2 separate regions of the Homo sapiens genome follow, and region 1 is linked to region 2. Evidence: chromatin contacts called from ENCODE Hi-C or POLR2A ChIA-PET data. All regions are on one chromosome and are shown on one strand. The core of a region is the stretch at or near the end of the contact, and the rest is flanking DNA. Distances in the headings are between cores, read along the strand shown.

Region 1 (7,233 bases), core at 4,447-6,946, 280 kb before region 2:
AATTCATTACATCAGCCTACCCTAGTTTAAATAACAGAAATGTATTCTCGACAAGCTTTCATCCTTTCCTTTCAATTTATTACATTGATTAACACCCCAAACCATTAATTCCATCTGTGTTTTGTTTTCCTCCTCTCTTCCTGCTGTCACACAGTGCTCTGGGGATATGACATCGTTCGTTTTGAAAATCACTGGTTCAAAGAGAAGATTTGGAAAGTGTGAAAAAAATAACTCTTTGAACCATACTCGTTTAAGACACAAAGAAACACCGAGGGTAGGCCATGCATTAATGTAGCTTTAAATAATGGTAATTTTTATGATTCCATAAAATATTAAGGTTTCCCATTTCAGAAACTAGCAACCAAGGGCATTGTCAATGTAAATGTAAGTAATTGAACCTATCTAGAATATTGAAGAGGATTATTTCAGGCCATTATTTCTCATATCCTGCACAAATATTTAGTAGTAAAATACCATACTTTACTCTATCCAAAGGCCACGGATATCATAAAACAACTGATCAGCACATTCTCCCTGCAGCTGGTAGAGCCATCTCACAAACGACCTGGACCTTCAGGAAGAAATGGAATCAGCTGTTACAATTAGCCCTGAGGAAAGATTGATTACTTGAGGTCACCTGCGCTGCATAATAAATGGGCCTGGGAGTCTCCTGGGCTTGTGGGGTGGAAGCCTCCATCCCTGAGTTCCCTTGATCTTAAAGACGATCTTGATTTTCAGTGCTTTCACCTGGGCACAGGTACATTCGTGATTAAAATCAACTGTGTTAAAAGAAGACACATAAACATCTTACGTGACCTTGGCATTTCAGGATCATTCACAAAGAAATTTGCATCCTTTTTCTTTATCTTCATAGCAGTTCTGTGCCATCATTTTCCCTCCTTTTACAGATGATGTTCAGAAAGGGTTATGTCTTCCCCAATGTGTTAGACCCATAGCACCAACAGAAGCAGAATTTGGAGTCTGTTCTTGTGATTATGCATGTAGGATTTTTTTTTCACTTGTATTTTCCAAGCACTGTCTTTTTATTTTATTTTATTTTTTATTATTTTTTTGAGATGGAGTCTCACTCTGTCACCCAGGCTGGAGTGCAGTGGTGCAATCTTGGCTCTCTGCAATGTCTGCCTCCTGGGTTCAAGTGATTCTCATGCCTCAGCCTCCCCAGTAGCTGAGACTACAGGTGTGCACCACCACACCTCGCTAATTTTTGTATTTTTAGGAGTGACGGGGTTTCACCATGTTGGCCAGGATGGTCTCGAACTCCTGACCTCAGGTGATCCACCCGCCTGCTTTACACCAAGTTCATTCAGGAAATTGCTAAGTGTGCATTTGCTGTTCTCAAACCATAAGCATGCCTCCAAGAAAAAGAATGAACAAAGGGAAAAACTACTCTGGTAAAAGTGTAGGATAAAGAGCATTTCATATTCAAGATGCTCCTCTGCATCCTGGGACTTCTCTGCTGCCCCCTCCCCTTCACCAGCCTCCTTCCATGCCCTTTGAAGAGAATGTGAATACACGTGCATGTGGCATAGCAGGTATATTGCACAATATTATTTGGAAATACTTTCAGGTCTCATGCCCAAGTTCTTTGATGTGTGTTATTTAGACTTAAGAGCAACGGCTGAAGATGAAAGAGTAAAAAAGTCCCCTTGTGCTATTTCTTGTAAAAAGTCATAATTGTGTGTCATATGTGATGATAAAGTGAGTCAGCAAACACAAATATCTCCAGAGAATCCTTTATTCTGCTATTTTCCACCTAGTGAAATTGTCTGATGGAGGGAAGGGGATATTAACTAGAATTCTGATTCTAAAGAAACCATGTTTGTTTGTCAGTGTTATTTGTTTCGGGAAACCAATAAGAAATCAAGTCAGCCAACCCTTTAACTATCTGGAAAGACATTGCAATGCATTAAGAACTGAAGTATTGTAAGTCAGTATTGACCATCAGGACTTTGAAGCAAAGAATAGTTGTCCATGTCTTCAGACAGGTCAAGGAGTTGAGAGGAAAACATTCGGGAGTGGGCACAAGATGATCTGAATATGGGTTAAAAGATGCAAGCTGTGTGGTCAGCCGCAGGAAGGATGCCTTAGGTCTCTCTTTTGCAGAAATAAAAGATCAGGGCAGTTATGTGAATCTATGAAATTTCTCATGGCTGTTATTTCGGGAATGTATTGGAACCTTACATTCGGGTCATGGCTCTGCTGCTATCTGGCAACATGACACGAATCCAGACCTCACACTTCACCTTCGTAACCTCAGGGGAAAAATGAGGATGATAAGGTCTTTCTGTCCACATTGTATGTTCATTCTGAGGAAAGAAAAATTCTGATATGTTTATATGTGTGTATATTATGCACACACATAGGCTTACTGAAGCTTTGAGTCACTATTTAATGTATTTTTTGCTTATCTCAAGAAGGCTTGTAGAAGTTCACAAAATCTACCAATTTCAGGCTGCAGGATAAAATACCAGCAGGGCGTAGTGGTAACAACCCCAGACTGTGAAGTTAGGATGTGCTGAATGTGAATCCTGACTAGTAACCCGTGTGACTTCTAGCAAGTTACCTAAGTTGTCTGAGCCTCTGAAATGAATATTGTTTCAGTCCTGCCGCCATCGAGGTCTTGTGCATTAACTGAGAGTCACTATAACATTTAAGCTCAGAACCATACCTTGAGCAGAGCAAGCACTGCCCCAGTGGTAAATATCAGCCTCTGCCCTGCAAGGACACTTGTGTCCCAGGTCAGTGCCCGCACAGCCGCAAAGCCACAGAGAGACGTGGTTTTGCCTCCTGTGGTGCTTGTGATCTATGGAGAGACAGACATTGAAGAAACAAGCAAAATATCACACAGGAGACCTGTAACATTGTAGGACTGATGAGAGCAACAGTGAGTTGGGGGAGCTTTAAGCAACTCCAACAAGAGGACCCTTTCTGGCCTTGATTGAGAAAACTCTTCCTCCTGGCACACACATGCCATTTGGGTGTGGGGACTCACTGCGGAGGCAGCACTGCCCCTTCTATCCAGCCAAGGGCTCCTTTCTATGCCTCACCCGTCTCCCCCCGACCCCTATAGGTTCATGCCGGGCTGCAGTTGGCTTTGTAGCTGCCTGTTCCTCCTTGCAACCTCTCTGCTGGTGCTTTGTTTTGTGGGAAGAGCAGGGACTGAGCATGAAGTAGCTGGGGACACCACAGCGACATCTCCTGATGGGCACCGGGCGAGATTGGCTCCTGCTCCTGAAGCCTCTTCCAACTGCTGCTCATCCCACCACGTTGCAAAGCTGCGCTGAGGCACTGTGGGAAACAGGCAGGAGGTGAGGAGGCTCATCGGGGAATGGCAGCTTACCAGCACTGCTCACTCGCAGCCCTGCTTGCAACAGCAGAGTGAGACGTGCTGGAAACCACGCTGGAGTTAACGCACTTGTCGCTGCGAGCCTCTTCTTTAAAGCCCCTCTGTGATGAGAAACAAAGGCTTTCTCGCCTAGCCGTCGCCCTAGCATCATCTATTATGCATCGTCTTATGCAAAATAAATAAAATACAGAAAACAGCAAGTATCTGTGAAAACAGCATTTTCATAAATTATACAAAAAAGAACCAATTGGAGGAACTTCAAGAAAAAGGTTTGCCAAAATTTCGATCGTAACTTTCAAATTAGGGTCTAAATGAAGTGTTCAAAGACAGTTTTCAGTTTTGTTTCCCCACTCCACCAACATCAGAAGAACATTTAACAGACACGTTACTTTCCGGCCACCATACCTGCCCTTGGAGTGAAACAAGGGTTCATGTATACGAGTCTCCCAGACAGCACGGTTGCTCCGTGTGATGATGGAGCTATTGGGGCCATTAATAAATGCTGACCACCTTGTGGGGGCTGTGTGTGTGTGTGAAGCTCTTCTGAAGCACCTTCCTTCGGTGACTCCACCCCCTGATGGGTTTTCTGCAGATACAGAAATAGGGCAACTCTGGATTAGTGCAGCACATTGTGTGAAGCTCAGAAGTTTCACAGGCAGAGTCCTAGAGCTGTGTTTCTCGATATAGTTTAAGCACTCAAATATCTCGGGTATTGCAGAGAGGAAGTGAGAGAGCTATGTGCCTTCTCAACCCTCGCTGGGAATTATCAGCAGAGCTGAGCTGTGCTGTCATGGGAACAGGGTTGTTGAAGCCAGCCCTGAAGAGGGATGTTGGTTTGATTGTGGTCCTCAGTCTGAGTTGGACTAGAAGGTTCAACATTCTAAAAGGAAAACGCAGAAGCCCTGTCTTTCTGAGGCTTGTCTGCAACATACGCTCATTCCTTCCAAATTATTTGCTGGAAAAAATTTAATAAATAATCATAGAGTAATTAACATGTTCCAGTTCCTGTCTATACTGGTTGATACTGATTCAACGAGTATGAATGAACTTATGAGGTGGGTGACGTTGTTATCCCCAGTTTACAGATGAGGAAACTGAGGCACGGTTTAACTTACCCGAGGTCATAGCAGTAGAGTTAAGATTTGAAATCAAATGTCTTACTCTCTCTCATCAATGAAAACTGAGCTACGATCTATCAGCTCAGCACATAACAACACAGGATCATCCTAATTATTTCCAATGTCCCCCAGAGTGATTCTTTTTTCTTATGATAAAAATTATCTGGAAATTTCTAGGCACATAAGCAGCTGAAAAGGTTGCATGTGAGGCAATGAATAGCAGAAATATTTGTGTGCCATTTTTATATCAACATGTTAATGTGTGCTAATGAATTTTAGAGTGGATTTTTTTAAAAACATGACTATTGTAATTAAAAGCTTATGTGATTTAAATACAAGATGCAATGATGATTACCAGATTCTATTCCTCTTTATATTTTACATAAGACTTCCAGGGTTCCATAAGTATAATCTTGAAACATAGGACATTCCTGGAAAAAAAAATTGCTTAAAACTATTTCAGTGTGCAATCCACCTCTTTGTAAATGTTACTTTCTTCCATCCAAATATTACATTTGGCAACAAAACTCTCCGCTGAGAGCTTTCTCTTCCTTTTGTGTCATTGTTCCCTAAATAAAGCAACACATGAAATTCCTGACGGCAAAAATCAGACTCAGATCCCAAAACCTCTGTCTTTATGCAAGATTTATCTTTTGCATTGGAAACGGCCAAGGAATATGAAGAGGGGAAAGAAGAGGCAAACAGACAAGCATGCAGGCTCTGAGGAATAAATGCCCCTCAGGACGCTGTCTCCTGGGGAATTGCAAACCTCAGTCCGTTTCTGAGGAAGTGCGGTCTCTGCATTTCTGAAAGAGGTATTTCCCCCCCTTGACACAAGGAGCATGGTAATGAATTGACTAGTTAAAAACTGTTGGTTGGAAAAACCCGTCCCTGTGTCTTTCTGAGCAGGGCGAGCTGAGCTGTCCGCGAGGCTGCGGCAGGAGGCCTCGTCCTCCCGGGCAGGGTCCCTCCTGGAGGCTCCCCCGGTCTCTCCCAGACGCACCCGCGCCGCGTCCTTGTTCCCCGGGAGCAGCCTCCCTCCAGCCGCCGGTCCTGGGAGCTTCACCGTCCAAACGGGAGCTGAGTTTGCAAGCGGCCAGGCGGCGGTGCGGCTGGTGCTGCTGCTGATGTCAGAGCCAGAAAGCAGTTGTGATTGGATCTAATTAGACGCTGCTGCAGCAAATAGACAAGCTCCCTGCGTGATTGGCTTCAAAGTGGCTGGTGCCAAACAACTAGCAGAGGCGCAAAAGTAGCCTCCCTGCGCTGGGAGCCCAGAGCAGGAGGCAGAGCCCGCGGGAAGCTCGGAGCACTCAGGACGCCGCGCGCCCTTCCCCGCCCTCCCTGACCAGGGAGCAGCTCGCTCCAGGCGCCCAGCCGAGGCCCCCAGCCCAGTGGGAGCAAGTCATAGAGAACAATTCGAGAGACAGAGAGACGGAGCGCGCTTTCCTGCTCAGTCCTGAAAAGTGAGCCGCTCCCGGGTTTGCAACCTCAAGCTTCGCAGCAGCGGCGGCGGCGGCTGCCGGGAAGGAGGCAGGTGCAGGTGCAGGAGGGAGGCGGCTCTGGGCTCCGCGCCTGGGTCTCGGCCATGGCCTCGGTCCTGGGGAGCGGCAGAGGGTCTGGAGGGCTGAGCAGTCAACTCAAATGCAAGTCCAAGAGGAGGAGGAGGCGGAGGTCCAAGCGGAAAGGTAAGGACCGCGTGGCGCGCCGGCCCCTGCCCCCCTTCACCCCCGGCTTCTCCACCCCGGCCTCTCATGGGGTCTCCGGGCTTGTCCGTTGTGAGCAGCTTCACTTTGGGGTGCTGGCGGGATGGCTGCTCCGTGCAGGGCGCTCGGGAGTTCAGATCCCGTGGAAATGTCTGGGGCCTCCTCTTGCCCAGAGGGGACAGTGAGCAGCCACGCTGCGACATGTTTGAGGGACCCGGACGAAGTGGGGCGAGGGCGGCGAGGAGCTCCCCGGGGACCCCGCGCGTCTCCGGGCCCCGCAGTCCCCAGTGGCCGGCCGGGCTGGCACTGCCTTCCACCCTCCGGAGGCCATCTCGTCTCCCAGTGCCAAAGGAATTACCCAAAAACGGGGGAACGAGCCCTCGCGCCAGCTACTCCCATCCAAACTGTCCCGGAGGAAGGGATAGGCGAAGCCCTGCGATCGCCTCTCCAAATTGGCTGGCAGTTTTTACTCAATGTGGTGCCCGTCGATTTGTAAACATTGGGTCGTAAAGAGAACACAGGGCTCGTCCTTGGAGAAATAAGCAGAAATGAATACAGGAAAACAGAAAGAAGCATCATATTTTGTTAGTGGTAGAAAAAAACCGCAAACCAGGAAAGCAGGAAAAGCAGCCGGCTGACAGCGGCCACTGACAAACTCAGCTGTGCCTTGTTACTGATATTCCTGGGGCTGGGCCGCGCTGAAGTTAGTCAATGCTACAGCAAGGGAGGGCTTTCACACTGGGGATTTTGCAAAATTAGCAATCGCTCCAATATGAGAGCAATGCCCCCAGTGCCATCGTAGCCTGTGTGCATGCCAGGAAGAATTAAAAGATTCTTCTCATGCCGACCCTTCTCTCCTAGAGGAACCTGTGTTATTGTCAGTTCCTAGTGAGCCTGCAGGAGAAAGTTCAGTTCTAATCATGATTTGAAATGTGCTGATTTTTTTTAAGTGAGGTAGAAGTATAAAGAACGGTTGGAAAAACACAGCTAGAATTGATCAGCTTTGCCAGTTGTTTGAAAGCAGGAGGCAACGTTAGGTGTGTTT
Region 2 (7,478 bases), core at 4,854-7,353:
TAAATTCAGGTCACAGGCAGGTTTGTTACACAGGTAAACTCAGGTCACAGGCAGGTTCGTTACACAGGTAAACTCAGGTCACAGGCAGGTTTGCTACGCAGGTAAACTCAGGTCACAGGCAGGTTCGTAACGCAGGTAAACTCAGGTCACAGGCAGGTTCGTTACGCAGGTAAACTCAGGTCACAGGCAGGTTCGTTACGCAGGTAAACTCAGGTCACAGGCAGGTTCGTAACGCAGGTAAACTCAGGTCACAGGCAGGTTCGTTACGCAGGTAAACTCAGGTCACAGGCAGGTTTGTTACGCAGGTAAATTCAGGTCACAGGCAGGTTTGTTACACAGGTAAACTCAGGTCACAGGCAGGTTCGTTACACAGGTAAACTCAGGTCACAGGCAGGTTTGTTATGCAGGTAAACTCAGGTCACAGGCAGGTTCGTTACACAGGTAAACTCAGGTCACAGGCAGGTTTGTTACGCAGGTAAACTCAGGTCACAGGCAGGTTCGTTACGCAGGTAAATTCAGGTCACAGGCAGGTTTGTTACACAGGTAAACTCAGGTCACAGGCAGGTTCGTTACACAGGTAAACTCAGGTCACAGGCAGGTTCGTAACGCAGGTAAACTCAGGTCACAGGCAGGTTCGTTACGCAGGTAAACTCAGGTCACAGGCAGGTTTGCTACACAGGTAAACTCAGGTCACAGGCAGGTTTGTTACGCAGGTAAACTCAGGTCACAGGCAGGTTTGCTACACAGGTAAACTCAGGTCACAGGCAGGTTCGTAACGCAGGTAAACTCAGGTCACAGGCAGGTTTGCTGCACAGATTATGTCAGCCAGGTGTTAAGCCTCATGCACATTCGTTATTTTTCCTGATCCTCTCCCTCCTCCCGCCTCCACCCTCCAACAACCCCAGTGTGTGTTGTTCCCCTCTCTGAGTCCATGTGGCTTCATCATTCTTTTTTTTTGAGACAGAGTTTCAATCTTGTCACCCAGGCTGGAGTGTAATGGCCCAATCCGGCTCAGTGCAAACTCAGCCTCCTGGATTCAAGTCATTCTCCTGCCTCACCCTCCCGAGTACCTGGGATTACAGGCATGTGCCACACGCCCAGCTAATTTTGTATTTTTAGTAGAGACGGGGTTTGGCCATGTTGGCCGGGCTGGTCTCAAACTCCTGACCTCAGGTGATCCACCCCCCCTTGGCCTCCCAAAATGCTGAGATTACAGGCACAAGCCACTGCGCCTGGCCCTTGTGTCCTCACCATTTAGCTCTCACTTGTGAGAACATGAGGTGTTTGGTTTTCTGACCCCATGTTAATTTGCTAAGGAGAATGGCTCCAGCTCCATCCATGTCCCAGCAAAGGACATGATCTCAGTTTTGTTTAGGGCTGCATAGTACGCCATGGTGTATATGTACCACATGTTCCGTATCCAGTCTGTCGTTGATGGACATTTATGTTGATTCCATGTCTTGCTATTGTGAGTAGTGCTGCAGTGAACATACACGTGCGTACGTCTTTATGATAGATGATTTATACTCCTTTGGGTATATAATTAATAATGAGATTGCTGGGTCAAATGGTTCTTTGAGGAATTACCACACTGCTTTCCACAATGGTTGAGCTAATTTGCACTCCCACCCACAGTGTTTAAATGTTCCTTTTTCTCCACAACCTCACCAGCATCTGTTATTTTTTGACTTTTTAATAATAGCCATTCTGACTTGTGTGAGATGGTACCTCATTACAGTTTTTATTTGCATTTCTCTAATGATCAGTGATGTTGAGCTTTTTTTCATATGATTGTTGCCTGCATAAGTGTCTTCTTTTGAAAAGTACCTTTTTAAATATGTTTGTTCTTTGAGTGTTTGTTCCGTCGAGTGTTTGTTCCGTCACACTTGTAGCAAATCTAGTGTTAAACTTAGAAATGTACACATGAGGAAAAAACTACGTTCGCTGCTGGATGGGTCTTCATTTTACAGAAGCCTTCCCCATGAGGTTCATGTAGGTGGCTACCGCCCTCGTTATTTAAGAACTAATTGATTTTTAGCTCCTGGAGTGAGGGGCAGGCAGAAAAATGTAAAAGCAAAGAGGCCAGACCAGAGGGCACCGTGGAAGCCATAGCGGTGGACCCCCAAGTGGAGAAGGAAGAAGGGGTCTGCGGGGCCTCCCTCTGCATAGGTGAGCCTCTCCCAGGATAGGGCTAAGAGGGGCATTGTCAGTTCTTGAGCAGGGCTTCTTGACTTTCTTTTTTTCATTGTTTTTAGTGATCAATAAAACTTATAATATATATTAAAATGCAAAGAAGCTTAATTTCATAGAAAAGCCTCAATTGTTTCATCAGAGAAAGAGAAGCTGTGAGACCCCAAGTTTTCACTCTCAAGTGGGACCTTTCCTTCTTCTCCTGGCAGCTCATTAGGGCCAGGAGATTGACAGCAACTGCAAGCTTCAGAAGATCCTATTTTGCAGATGGGAAGTATTCGCAAGAAATTTAAATGTGGGTGCACGCTGTTCTTCCTGCGGAGACCTCCAGAGGTTCAGACAGATGGACACGTGCCTAGAGAGGGTTCACCACAGTGACACCTCCATTGAGAGAGGTTTGTTTGGCCTGAGTGTGACGATGCGTCTGGGAAAAGAACCAAAAGTCACATGAGTGTCCATCACCTGCGACTTTTCTAAAGAGCGTTTGGGGAACTTCGATATTTAAAGGGGAAAGAGCAGGAGAGAAAGGAGGGAGGGTAAGCAATGAGGCAAATGGTTACGTTCTTGGAGGCTTTGATGTGAATCTACATTTTACGTGCAAAGAGAAGGGGTGCAGGAAAAGGCCAATGATGCATTCGCCTCGGGTTGGGTGGAGGGATGATTTTTGTTCCAGTCTTTGCCCTCTACCTATGAAGACGAGCTGGTCATTGACATTGTCAGGGTGAGATTCCACAGAACTCAGTCTTAGGGCTAGAAACAGGGGGATATCTATCCTGAAAGGCTGAGGGATTTAGGAGTTCACCAGGAATTTCGTTGTGAGCAGTTTGTGAGGGAGGCCATCAGGGAGCTATGTGGCCTTCTGTCACTGTGGGAACCTGGCTTAGAGATGAGGCTGTGGAATTGTAGCTCTGTGTCCAGGAACAAAAGGAAAGCAGTATTGCGTGGCTCAGCTCTGAAGCGTAACTTTCTTTTTGGCAGAGTGAGTGTGGGGTCCCAAGATTCCATTTTATTTCCCGAGTCATAGCAGAGACTCCTAAGCTGCAGCAATACGCTTTTATGTGTGTGGGTTAATGGGGTGCACCTTCCACCCACAGCTGGGAGAAGCCTGGCCCCAGGAGCATCAGAAGACAAAGACCCTGAGATGAGAAGGCACCTTAAAGTGAGGATGGCTTGTCCCAGCGAACTCGGAACCCTCCTGGAATCAGGGTTAGAGGTGGACACTGGTGTGTCTCAATGGTCGTGTCCAGCGCCCTGGCCAGCCCTCATGCTCACCACTCCTCTGCAGCAAGCTGAGCCTTATGTCTAAATTTATTTCTTATTCCAGTTGTCCAGAAAATTATTCTCTGAAGATTTCCTTTGTAGTTTTGAGTGGTTTTATTTTGTTCAGGCAAAATGTATCATTTAGGATGAAAACCTGTCCCAGGAGATTGTGCCATGTCATCTCTTTCCAAGAAAAGAAATTGATCTTTCTGCCAGCACAGTGGTTCACACCTGTAATCCCAGCACTTTGGGAGGCCGAGGCGGGCAGAGATGGTGAAACCCCCGTCTCTACTAAAAATACAAAAAATTAGCCAGGCGTGGTGGCGCTTGCCTGTAATCTCAGCTACTCGGGAGGTTGAGGCAGGAGAATCGCTTGAACCTGGGATGGGGAGGCTGCAGTGAGCCAAGATCGTGCCATTGCGCTCCAGCCCCAGCAACAGTGCGAGACTCTGTCTCAAAAGAAAAACACAAATTGATCTTTCTCGGGCAGTCAGAAGATCCTATTTTCTTACAGAAGTCTCAACTATTTATTTTACCCAAAGTAAAAGAGAAATATGTTTAAGGGGAAAGGGCAAGAAAGGGCCACTAGTGACCCTTTTTACCACGCCCCGCGCGTCTCGAGCACACCTTGATGATTAATTCCATCAACCTTCAAGTCCCCAAAATGGTCCCTTGCAGGATCGTTGCTGAGGCAGAGCTGGGTTCACGAGACCCCCTGGAGAGAGGTGGGGGTTGCAGCCTGGCAAGAGCTAAGAGCAGAAAATTAGTGTGGGGTGTTCATAGGTTTTGGGCCGGGGACGGGAGGCATGAGAGCCAAGAACTGGCTTGTATGGAGCAAAGTTAATGAGGAAACTTTAGGTTGGTAGGAAGAGCAGACGTCTTCCGGGCAGGAGCCTCCAGGAGCCGTTGCTGGTGTTGAGAAGGAAGTGACTTGGTTGGTTGGTTCCTAGGCTTAGCTCTCACGGGCAGGTACTTCCTGGAGAAATCAGGGAAGATCCTTTTGCTGGTCCCAGTATTGTTTAACACAGGGACAAGGAATTACAGTGGTTTCCGTTCTTACTAGTAGATAACGTCTAAAAAGTTTTCTAAGCTTTTTCCCTCGCCGGGTCCCTAGGTGAAACTAGATAAAGAGAGTAAGTTTCATTGATCTTAAATCTTTAATTATGCATGAAATGATGTATTGAGTTTAGCTTAGTTAATGTGCCTGGAAAAGCATACAAATAATTATAGCCATATGATCTATTCTGAATGTGCTATTATAAGTGAAACTTTTCAACCACTCTTCTATGCATGAGTTCGCCAAGTTCTGAACTAGTACAATCCTTTAAGTGACATACATTAAAGAAAAACGAATCCCTTTTGTTTAATATTATTTGTTATTTTGCTTGCGTTCATGGAAGACGTATTTGTGTGGTGATAGGTGAGAAATAGACAGAAGGGGGGAATAGTTTCTAGATATAAAAATCGCTTGCTTTTGGTCAGTTCTTCCCTATAAAAAATAAGTTTGCAGTTCAATGAATCAGAAATGAATCTGTATCCATGAAGAAATTTGGAAATTGACAATCGTAAATGGCTCAGTTCCCTCAAATATAGTAGTAGTAAGAATATTAATTTTTAAAAAAGTAACAATCCCAAAAAGAGTTTTTCTAATGCTATGAAAAAACTGGATCGAACACATTAAACTTTTTTAGAGAAAGAAACAGCAATACCTCCAACTTAGCTCTGGCCAGAGCTTAACTTTCCATAAAGACACATCAAATTGTTTTCTTTTTAATCTTTTTAATCTTCTGTTTTCTCTTTTTTTTTATTTTTGTTCATTTAGATCTAGCTGCTTCATCCATGATACATAAGTAATTCAATATCATCATAGTCTGAATAGCCTGGCTCCCTAACTTAGGAAGTCTGTATTTCCTAATTATTTTGCTCATCATAATTGTTTTAAATTAACATTTTAAATTCAGAGAGTGACTATTTTTAAAGACATTTCAAATGATTACATTTCTTCCAGGTGGCGCTTGATTTGCACCTGGCAAAAGAACAGGGAAGCATCTGGTCCTTAACAAAGTTCCTCCTCTCACCTGCAATCCATCCTCACTAAAGCCAGCTGCCAACTATTCATAAGTGTAAGCAGGATGTGGCTTTGCCTGTAAATAAACTGTACCTGGGAAAATCACGTTGTTCAGTGACAAGGTATCCACTCTTTCCACTGAGGGGGAAAAGCCCTAAAGGAGTTTGATTCCAGTCTCGTGTTTCGTAAGCAAATTTCTACAACGTGACTAAACTTATTTAGAATTTCCTCTGTCGCTTGTTGGTATTAAACAGCAACCTGGCACCATCTCAATTCATGAAGAATATTTGAAGACAAGACTGAGTTGCTTGTAAAGCTCAGCAAGGGTCTTCTTTTTTCTGTTCTTTTTTTAAATTATGGTAAAATATACATAACACAAAATGTACCCTCTGATCCACTTTTGAGTGTATAGGTCGGTGGCACTAAGTACATTCACACAGTCGTGAGCAATCACCACCATCCGTCTACAGAAAGTTTCATCTTCCAGAACTGAAACTGTCTCCACGAAACATTAAGCCCGTTACCCTCCCCGGCCCCAGCAACCACCCTCTGCTTCCTGTCTCTGTGGGTGTGAGGACTCTAGGGACCTCATGCAGGTGACATTGTTCATTGTTTGTCCTTTTGTGACTGGCTTAGTTTCCATTGTAGATGGTCCCTAGGGTTCATCCATGTTGTAACATGTGTCAGAATGTTCTTCCTTTTTCAGCTGAATAGTAGATATTCCACATTTTCTTTGCACATTCATCTGTCAATGGATAGATGCTTCCAAATTTTGCCCATCATAAATTGTGCTGCCATTAATATGGATGTATAAATTCTCTTCAAGTCCCTGCTTTCAATTTCGTTGGGTCTATGATATGGTTTGGCTCTGTGTTCCCACCCAAATCTCATCTTGAATTGTAGCTCCCACAATTCCCAGTGTCATAGGAGCAACCCAGTGGGAGGTAACTGAATCATGGGGGTGGGTCTTTCCCATGCTGTTCTCATGACAGTGAAAATATCTCACGAGATCTGATGGTTTAATAAAGGGCAGTTCCCCTGCACACGCTCTCCTACCTGCCGCCATGTAAGATGTGACTTTGCTCCTCATTCCCCTTCTGCCATGACTGTGAGGCCTCCCAAGCCATGTGGAACTGTGAGTCCATTAAACCTCTTTCCTTTATAAATTACCCAGTCTCAAGTATGTCTTTATTAGCAGCATGAGAGCAGACCAATACACTATATAACTAGAAGAATTGCTTGACTATATGGCAATTTTATTTTTAATTTTCTGAAAATAGCCACACCATTTTCTAGAGCAGCTGCACCATCTTACATTCCCACCATCAGTGCACAGCGTTCCATTTTTTCCCACATTCTCACTAACCCTTGCAGTAGCCATTCCAGTGGGTATGAGGCGGTAACTCGCAGTTTTGGTTTGCATTTCCCTAATGATTAGTGACGTTGAGCTTCTTTCCGTGTGCGTACTGGCTGTTTGTTTACCTTCTTTGGAGAAACGTCTGTTCAAGTCTTGTGCCTATTTTTTAATTAGATTCTTTGTTTTGTGTGTGTGTTCAGTAGTAGGAATTTTTAATATTGTCTAGAAACCAATTCGTATCAGATCTATGATTTGCAAGTATTTTCTCCCATTCTGTGGGTTGCCTTTTCGAAAAGGGTACCGAGACCATTCAGTGGAGAGAGGACAGTGTTCTCAAGAAACAGTGCTAAGAAACCTGGATATTCACATCCAAAGGAATGACGTTAAACCCTTACATTACACCATATACAAAAATCAATTCAACATGGATCAAAGATCTAAATGTAAGAGCTAAAACCTTCTTAGAAGAAAACATAGGGGAAGCGTCATGACATTGGATTTGGCAAATGAATTTCTCGGATGTGACACCAAAAGCTCAAGAAACAAAAGGCAGAAAGAAATTGAACGTCATCACATTAAAAATGTCTTGAGCATCAAAGGGCA

Evidence for each region. A loop is a pair of places that touch in the nucleus more often than their neighbours do. ChIA-PET counts read pairs that join two places held with the same protein, here RNA polymerase II (POLR2A). Pooled maps may share reads with other maps.
Region 1: a loop to region 2 is called in a map with no recorded cell type, with 11 times the contacts of the local background. The contact joins the promoter of ADARB2 here to the enhancer-like site in region 2. A Hi-C loop is called at or near these places in 9 of 37 single-sample maps with no recorded cell type and 4 of 50 pooled maps. POLR2A ChIA-PET finds 5 or more read pairs at or near these places in 1 of 52 experiments (GM12878).

Annotation. Positions count from the first base shown.
Region 1 is chr10:1,735,988-1,743,220 of GRCh38, reverse strand. ADARB2 (adenosine deaminase RNA specific B2 (inactive)) reads left to right here and starts at 5,696. Exons shown (of 10, transcript NM_018702.4): 1 at 5,696-6,170. The coding sequence starts at 6,071. RefSeq lists a silencer at 5,747-5,806 and an enhancer at 5,768-6,364.
Region 2 is chr10:1,453,241-1,460,718 of GRCh38, reverse strand. The region is part of intron 1 of ADARB2 (adenosine deaminase RNA specific B2 (inactive)); the gene reads left to right. Among named protein-coding and RNA genes, the nearest start is that of ADARB2-AS1, 70 kb to the left of the region's middle. RefSeq lists an enhancer at 1-1,109. Within about 2 kb of position 6,103, at least 3 of the 41 ENCODE cell types and tissues checked have a DNase peak (open chromatin) inside an H3K27ac peak, as active enhancers do; they include GM12878, where a contact is called at or near this core.